3 separate regions of the Homo sapiens genome follow, and all the other regions are linked to region 1. Evidence: chromatin contacts called from ENCODE Hi-C or POLR2A ChIA-PET data. All regions are on one chromosome and are shown on one strand. Each heading gives the region's core, a stretch centred on a gene start or an enhancer-like site at or near the end of the contact. The rest is flanking DNA. Distances are from core to core; before and after follow the strand shown. Region 1 holds the start of TMEM217B (transmembrane protein 217B). Region 2 overlaps FGD2 (FYVE, RhoGEF and PH domain containing 2). Region 3 holds the start of CCDC167 (coiled-coil domain containing 167).

Region 1 (2,700 bases), core at 72-2,571:
CCTTCCCTCTTTCCCCAAATCACCACGGAATACAACCACAGAAACTCAAAACCAGCAAAAAACGCTGACAAGACATTCAAAGGATTCAAAATGCTAATACTAAATCTCATTGTCTGGGAAAATTAGATTGAAAATAAATTCAAGGGTGCAAGATTTATAATAGATTAACAAGGGAAATTAAGGATGTTGGTGGGGCCGGGAGGAGATACATCCTTAACTTTGTGATTCACACGATGGAGCAATACTGTGTCCTTCAAAGAAATGGTATTTGGTAATCTGAGTTGGACAGCTATCATAAACCATTTCCTATATACACTGTTAGCATAGTCAGAAAGTGAGAGTTATGGATTGACATAGGGATTAGATCATTTGAATTTTTAACCCACAGCACAAGTCCTTCAATCGTTTTCAATAAACAGAGGGAGAGGGAGACTCTGATGAACCGTTGCTCACGTGTTGAACAGTTAGCAATCCCGGGCTATCGGGTCCCTGCTGACCTTCCTTCAGAAAAACGAATGGACATGTAAACGGAATGAGGAAAGGAGGGTAATAACCAGAGTGTCATTGAATTGAGAGATGTTAAAAATGGGCCACAACCAACACATGGGCCCTTACTTTTAGGTGAAAGATTCCTATATATAAATACATAGTATGTTCTCTCTTGCCAAGAAATATTAGACTAAGGAACTTCATTCCTCACGAAGAAGATAATCCCCTCTTCCTTCCCATAGGTCCCTTACCTTACCTGCTTCTTCCCTCTCGCGGGTAGGAACTTTGAGCCCCGCCTCTCGGCTCGTCCAAGCTCCGCCTTCCCCGTCCACCTGTGTGCCCAGCCCCTGACGTTACCGGTCGGCTTCAGCGGCCTGCAGGATTCCGGCTCCCAATTGGTCGGCCCGTCCACGGCTTGCGCAGCTCACCAATGGCAGCGGTGCTGGGTGGAGGGGTGCCCACATCCAAGATGGCGTCCCCAGGAGCTGGGAGCGGGTGACCGGCGGCGGGGAAGCGGCCTGGGTTGGCCCTCAGATTGCGGGGTCTGGGGGCATCTCGCCGGGCAAACCCTTGGCCCGCCTACAAGGACTTCCCCCGGCCAGAGCAATGGCCGCTGAGAACAGCAAGCAGTTTTGGAAGAGGAGCGCTAAGCTGCCGGGGAGGTGAGCCCAGGACGCTGAGAGGGATAGGGGATTGGACCAAACCCTTCCAGATCCTAATCCCTGAATCCCGCGGGCCTGGGGCGCCACAGAGGCCAGAAGACTGGTTTGGGGAAGCTGGGACTGCCTGGTGGCGGCAGGGCAGCTGTCAGGCAGCGAAGCGAACAGCGAGCTTTGGGGACGGCTGGATGTGGGTGTAGACCGGGGTCTGGGGGCGGAGGTTTCAGGAGGGGTGACCTCAGCGGGAAGGTGGCCGAAGATTGGGCGTAAAGGGGAGTGGAGTTGGGTGAATAGTCAGTGTCGGCCCTGGTCTCGGAAGTTCCTCCCCAGAGCTGCTTCCCACTCTAATTAGGACTCCCTCTCAGGGGTCTCCACCACGCACAGGTGGTTGGTCGCTCGAGGATGGCCCCTTCCCTTGATCCCTGAGGTCGGCACTTACCCGAAGGATTCCGGTGGGAGTTTGGGGCCGCCTGCCGAGAGGGTTAGGCAGGAAAAGTGAGGACGATTCTCAACCCTGACCTTACTTTATCTTGAGTTGGCCCTTTCCCACTAGGAATTATTACAAGACGACCACAGAATCAGGGTTATTCCTTTGGCATTTTCTAAGGATTTGTCCAACCCCAAGTGACTTCTTCCTCCCCTGCATTGTAATGCACTTCTTGTGCAAATGCACTAAATTCGTTCATTCTTCAGTTGTTTAACTGGAGAGCAGACCCCCTAAGACTACCCCCACCCTCTTTTCGGTGTATGTTGAGACTTTTGGCAAATTATCCATCCATCAATCTACTGTTGGTTTACTGTTTCAGTTTATTTTGGGCAAAGTCCTGAGAAGTATAAGGAAGAGTGTGTATTTCAGTCGTAAATTTAAGATTTCTGCCAGCTACAGTCTACTTGGTGATGAAATTCATGTTTGGTTGTGTCCCCTGTGCTACCTTTTCTAATGGATTCAGGTTTTTTCCTTCTGGGATAATCTTTTGAACTCGTGACTTTTTTTTTTTAAGCGAGAGAGAGATGAGGGTCAGTAGTGGCTAGGTAAGAGCCTTAATTTTTTTTTTTTTTTTAAATGAAATAGAGACAAGGTCTGACTGTGTTGCCAGGGCTGGTCTCTGACTCCTGGCCTCAAGTGATCCTCTTGCCTTGGCCTCCCAAAGTGTTGGGATTACAGGCGTTAGCCACCATGCCCCACCAAGAGTCTTATTTTATTAAGGATTCTAGTAGACATATGGAGAATAGGGTGGAAATCAGCTTTTAGTAATACTTATTAAAGTAATAGAAAGGAATGCAAAGATAACTTCAGATTAAAGTGCTGTGGACTCAACAGTGTTAATATTACTGTTAAAGATGTTCTGTGTTTTTAGGTAAGCACACTTCCTGCCAACTGATTCCTTTTCCTTCCTGGTCTAGTGAGCTCTCTAGTTGTGCTAACTGCTATTCTCTGGGGTTTTCCGTAGTGAGATCATTAAATTTTGACATCCTAAGATTATAATCATAATCAATAGGAAGACTGTTGTATCAGGAAGCAGTGTAAGAGATGTGGGACGTGGCATGGGCT
Region 2 (2,700 bases), core at 193-2,692, 230 kb before region 1:
GCAGTCAGGCCAGCTCTACACCTTCAAGGCCGAGACGGAGGAGCTGAAGGGCCGCTGGGTGAAGGCCATGGAGCGGGCGGCCAGTGGCTGGAGCCCCAGCTGGCCCAACGATGGGGACCTGTCCGACTGAGCCACTGCCAGCCGCTCTCCTGCCCACCTCTCCCCACCCTGAACCCAGCTCCTGCCACAGACTGACCCTGTGGCCTCAGTGACCCACTGCCCCAAGTGGTGCTTTCAGAGAATTGATTCAGCCATCTGCGCCCAGGCCACGTGTCCCGATCTGGGATTAGAAAATATGGGTCCATTCCTTTCTAGAAAGGGGACAACCAAGTGTCTCAGTTTGCCTTGCGGGGAGGGGGCTCCTGGGCCATGGGACTTCCAGTGCTAAAACTGGGAAAGCCCCAGGTAACCCCGGACTGGTGGTCACCATAGTATGGTTTTTCATTTGTATCTCCTGGGGAGCTTTTAAAGAGTACTGGTGAAAAACACATAGTAAATTAATTTTAAAAATGTAAAAAACAATGCCTGTACTGAAGTACCACCACCGATTTAAATGGGCTGAGTTGGGGGAGGCATGGGGTCTTTTTTTTTTTTTTTTTGAGACAGAGTCTTACTCTGTTTCCCAGGCTGGAGTGCACAAACATGGCTCACTACAGCCTCGCTCTCCCGGGCTCCAGTGATCCTCCCGCCTCAGCCTCCCAAGTAGCTGGGATTATAGGTGTGTGCCACTGTGCCAAGCTAATTTTTTTATTTTTTGTAGAGATGGGATTTCACCATGTTACTCAGGCTGGTCTCAAACTCCCAGCCTCAAGCGATGCTCCCACCTCCACCTCCCAAAGTGCTGGGATTACAGGCGTGAGCCACCATACCTGGCGCATGCATATTTTTTAAGAGTACCCACTGGAGTCTAATATATAGCCTGGGTTACCTGGGATGAAGAATAAAGAGAGCAAACTACCACAACCAATGGTTGAGCCCCTGTCAAGTGCCAGTCATGATAGTAGTAATAATAATAATAAACATCTATTGGACCAGGCTCTGTGCAAGGTGTTTTATGTGGATTATGTCATTTTACCATCCAGAGTTATCCCCATTTCCAGATGAAGACACCGACTCAGAGAGGTTTAGTAATTGGCTCAATTGGTCATGTAGCTCGTAGATGCCAGAGCCAGGTTTTAACCCGGTGAACTAAGGTCAAAGCTCTTTCTATCATGGAGCAGAACAATAAGACAAGCAGAGAGGGGAGGAGAGTGAGGAGAAGCAAAAGAGAGGGAAAGAGAGTGAAGAAGCTGGGAAGACAAGAGAGAAAGGTGAATGGTGGGAGGAAGGGTGACGGGAGGAGCATCCCTGTCCCCTCATCCCCACCTCGCTGGTGGGTGAGGATGCTTTTTCATAAGAGACCACCAGGGGGTGGCAGTGGTCAGCAGGCCACATGCAGTGGCCCCAGCAGTGGCCAGAACACCCTCAGCTGCTCTCAGCAGGTCCAGCCATTGCTGGGCTCTGCCCTGAAAGGAGGAAGCATGGATGAGTCACAGGTTTTTGTCCCATCACAGGCCCAGCAGCTTTGCCTGCCTCCAACCTGAGGCCACTTCCCTCCTGTAGGGTGTTTGTTTGTTTATTTGAGACAGGGTTTTGCTCTGTCATCCAGGCTGGAGTGCAGTGGTGTGATCAGAGCCCACTGGAACCTTGACCTTCTGGGTTTAAGCTATCCTCCTTCCTCAGCCTCCTGAGTATCTAGAAGCACAGGTGCACGCCACCACATCCAGCTAATTTTTAAAATTTTTGTAGAGATGGGGTCTCACTATATTGCCCAGACTGACCTCAAACTCCTGAGCTCAAGCAATCCTCCTGCCTTGGCCTCCTAAAGTGTTGGCATTATAGGCATGAGCCACCATGCCCGGACAGCATCAGCATTTTATTTATTTTTTATTTTTATTTTTATTTTTGAGATGGAGTCTGTCACTCTGTCACCCAGGCTGGAGTGCAGTGACGCCATCTTGGCTCACTGCAACCTCTGCCTCCCAGGTTCAAGTGATTCTCCTACCTCAACCTTCCAAGTAGCTGGGATTACAGGCGTGCGCCACCATGCCCGGCTAATTTTTGTATTTTTAGTAGAGACGGGGTTTCACCATATTGGCCAGGCTGGTCTCAAACTCCTGAACTCCGGTGATCCACCCATCTCAGCCTCCCAAAGTACTGGGATTACAGGCATGAGCCACTGCACCTGGCCTGCATCAGCATTTTAAAACTCGCCAATGATGCTGAAGGCAGCTGGCTCGGTGACAGCAGAGTCGATTCTGCAGCACTGATACCTAAGCTTTTCCAGGGGTTTAATCTGAGTGGGAGTATGGAGAGTGGCTTCACTGTGGAGCAAAATGAGGTAGCCGTCAGGAGAGGGAAGCGAGGGCACACAACCTTTGTGCTGTCATTGTTAGGTTTACTGAGGTGTAATTTACAGACTGTAAAATCCACCCTTATTAGTATATTTTCTAAGTTTTGGCAGAAGAGTACAGTCATACAGCTACCACCACAATCCCCCTATAAGTGTCCCCATGCCACCCTTTGTAGTCAACCCACACCCCTACTCCTTGCCTCTGGTAACCATTGATCTGTTTCTGACTGATAATTTTGCCTTTTCCAGATGTCATTTAAATGGAACCATAGCTTTTTAAGCCTGGCTTCCTTTACTCAGCATTATAT
Region 3 (2,700 bases), core at 96-2,595, 240 kb after region 1:
GTGGTGGCTCATGCCTGTAATCCCAGCACTTTGGGAGGCTAAGGCGGGCGGGCAGATCACTTGAGGTCAAGAGTTCAAGACCAGCCTGGCCAACACGGTGAAACCCCGTCTCTACAAAAATACAAAAATTAGCCAGGCATGGTGGCACGTGCCTGTAATCCCAGCTACTCGGGAGGCTGAGGCACGAGAATCGCTTGAACCCAGAAGGCAGAGTTTACAGTGAGCCGAGATCACGCCACTGCACTTCAGCCTGGACAACAGAGCGAGACTCTGTCTTAAAAAAAAAAAAGCAGATTCCTTGTTAAGAATGCACATCAAAGTCCTACTGAATTACTCGGGGTGTGGGAAGAGTTCAACTCTCCATTTTTAACAAGCCCTGTGACTCTATGCATGCTAAAGTTTGAGAATCACTGAACTCACTAGTAAGCCTGAAGAAGACTATGACCCTGTACCTCTCCTGCAACCTCCGGGAGGATGCCCTAAGGGAAGGAAAACAGGGGAAGCAAGATGAATTTCCAGGAAGACCACCTGTGCTTGATTCCCAGGCTCCACCACTTCCACCATCTCAGCCTGGGTTCCACCTGGAACCTCAATTTCCTCATCTGTACAAACCTCACAGGCTTGCAGTGAGGATTAACAATGCAATGAAAGTAGCACATAGCGGTTGCTCAGTATGTATGTTTTCTTTCCCTTCTATATGCAGCAAATTATTTTTAAGCCATTCAGTGACATCACCAATTCCAGAATTCTCTTTACATATTCCCAAAGTAATTTTGAAGGTACAAGCTTCCATACTCCGGAGGAAAAATTTCCCCTTTTAGAGGATATTTAAACCATTAATAATATACACCAGAATGGGCTCCCTCATCTTTGAGTCCTAGCCCTTTGGGAGTTCTCCTTAGATTCTACAGGTCCCTATTTCTCTGGGGTCTCCCTCACCTCTGTACCCATCCCTTTTGTTCTGTGTCCCCCGCTTTGAGTTCCCTCACTTCTATGCCAGGCCGTCTTTGGGGCTCCCCTTCACTTCCATGTCTCTTCCTCTCTGGAGATGCCCTCTCCAGAGAGTCTGGTTCGCCCATCCGGCACCTCCTCGGGCTCCCTGTCCTCCGGGAACCCCGTGGGCCTTCTCACCCCTCCCGTCCCTCTCCCCAAACCGCGTCGCCCTCTCATCCTACGCTTGGCTCCTCCTCCTATCTATAGCCCAGCCTATCCCTTATCCCGCGGCCAGGAGAAGGCAACTAACGAGGTGGCCCAACCCCCACTTTTCCCCTCACCTCTAGAGCGACGCCCAGATTCTCCCGCTTCTTTTTAGTCATGTTACTTGCCGGGATCCCCCAGTCATCACTGGACGCGCCCACCAAGTCGCTATGTGCGCATGCTCAAGTCTTCGTGCTTCTCCCTCATTGGCCACCGAGTCAGCGGGAGGTGGGGCTGCTGCCGTCGCCATCTTGTTGAGGGGCGCGGCCGGCTTGGTGCGGACATGTTTATGAGGGGCAACCTCTAGCTTGAGACCTCAGCCTAGATGGGTGGAGGGTGGAAAAGTCGGTACAGGGAGGCAGAATGTACAGCCCGGGAGTAGACCTGCCCCTTTCTTCCCCAGTTTTAAGCCGCTTTGCATCACTGAGAGCCTTTTTTAACCCCATGTTCTCTTTCAGTGTGTTTTGTGTTTCAGCAACAACCCCGTCCCTGTTTAGGCCACGCCCCCCATTCAAAGTCTGTCCATCCTTCAAGGCCGGTGCTGGAGCCTTGAGCTTCTCGGCCAATGGAATCTGATAATGGCCCTCTATTGTTATTTCTCCTTTGTGTCTTGACTTCTTTTTTTTTTTTTTTTTGGTTTGTTTTATTGTAAGAACAACCTACAAACATCACAGAAAACATATAACTGAGAAGCAGCATCCTTTATTCTACCAACTTTATCAGTTCCTCTTTGCTTCTGTTTATTCCTCCCAGGCTTGGCCTCACACACAGTATTTTACATTGTTGTAATCGTACTATACTGTACACCATAGACCCACGGCCTTTGAAATGTTTTGACTGTGACCCTACGATAAAAAAATGTATTTTATACCATGGCCCAGTTACCCATGAAACCAAAACCAAAGTTTCACAGTAAGTACCTTTACCTCCTGTAATGCACTCTGTTATTTTGTATTCTTGCCTATTTAATTAAAAAAAAACAAAGTCGGGCACGGTGGCTCAGGCCTGTAATCCTGTGTCTGGAGTTGGTTCCTTCAGGTGGGTTCTTGGTCTCACTGACTTCACGGTGAGTGTTACAGCTCTTAAAGGTAGCACGGACCCAGAGAGTGAGCAGCAGCAGGATTTATTGTGAAGAGCAAAAGAACAAAGCTCCCACATCATGGAAGGGGACCTGAGTGGGTTGCCACTGTTGACTGGGGGATGGCCAGCTTTTATTCCCTTATTTGTCCCCTGTTACAGAGCACTGACTGGTCCATTTTACAGAGTGCTGATTGGTGCATTTACAGTCCTTTAGCTAGACACAGAGTGCTGATTGGTGCATTTTTACAGAGTGCAGATTGGTGCATTTACAATCCTTTAGCTAGACACAGAGCGCTGATTGGTGCGTTTTTACAGAGCACTGACTGGTGCATTTACAATCCCTAGGTAGACACAGAGTGCTTATTGGTGCATTATAATCCTTTAGCTAGACACAGAGCGCTGATTGGTGGGTTTTTACAGAGT

The links. A loop is a pair of places that touch in the nucleus more often than their neighbours do. ChIA-PET counts read pairs that join two places held with the same protein, here RNA polymerase II (POLR2A). Pooled maps may share reads with other maps.
Region 2: a loop to region 1 is called in a map of endothelial cell of umbilical vein, with 12 times the contacts of the local background. The contact joins the enhancer-like site here to the promoter of TMEM217B in region 1. A Hi-C loop is called at or near these places in 1 of 168 maps with a recorded cell type or tissue (endothelial cell of umbilical vein) and 8 of 50 pooled maps. POLR2A ChIA-PET finds 5 or more read pairs at or near these places in 8 of 52 experiments (GM12878, HepG2, MCF 10A and 4 more).
Region 3: a loop to region 1 is called in a map of CD8-positive, alpha-beta T cell, with 6 times the contacts of the local background. The contact joins the promoter of CCDC167 here to the promoter of TMEM217B in region 1. A Hi-C loop is called at or near these places in 1 of 168 maps with a recorded cell type or tissue (CD8-positive, alpha-beta T cell) and 9 of 50 pooled maps. POLR2A ChIA-PET finds 5 or more read pairs at or near these places in 2 of 52 experiments (H1 and activated T-cell).

What each region holds. Positions count from the first base shown.
Region 1 is chr6:37,256,823-37,259,522 of GRCh38, forward strand. TMEM217B (transmembrane protein 217B) reads right to left here and starts at 1,322. Exons shown (of 2, transcript NM_001395378.1): 1 at 746-1,322. It overlaps TMEM217 (transmembrane protein 217), which reads right to left and starts at 1,322. Exons shown (of 3, transcript NM_001286401.2): 1 at 746-1,322. TBC1D22B (TBC1 domain family member 22B) reads left to right here and starts at 950. Exons shown (of 13, transcript NM_017772.4): 1 at 950-1,151. The coding sequence starts at 1,096. RefSeq lists a silencer at 781-910 and enhancers at 1,011-1,070, 1,171-1,230, 1,317-1,952.
Region 2 is chr6:37,028,034-37,030,733 of GRCh38, forward strand. It overlaps FGD2 (FYVE, RhoGEF and PH domain containing 2), which reads left to right. Exons shown (of 16, transcript NM_173558.4): 16 at 1-1,036. The coding sequence ends at 130. Among named protein-coding and RNA genes, the nearest start is that of FGD2, 24 kb to the left of the region's middle. RefSeq lists an enhancer at 1,610-1,689. Within about 2 kb of position 1,443, at least 5 of the 41 ENCODE cell types and tissues checked have a DNase peak (open chromatin) inside an H3K27ac peak, as active enhancers do.
Region 3 is chr6:37,498,548-37,501,247 of GRCh38, forward strand. It overlaps CCDC167 (coiled-coil domain containing 167), which reads right to left and starts at 1,346. Exons shown (of 4, transcript NM_138493.3): 1 at 1,275-1,346. The coding sequence starts at 1,316. RefSeq lists an enhancer at 1,339-1,538.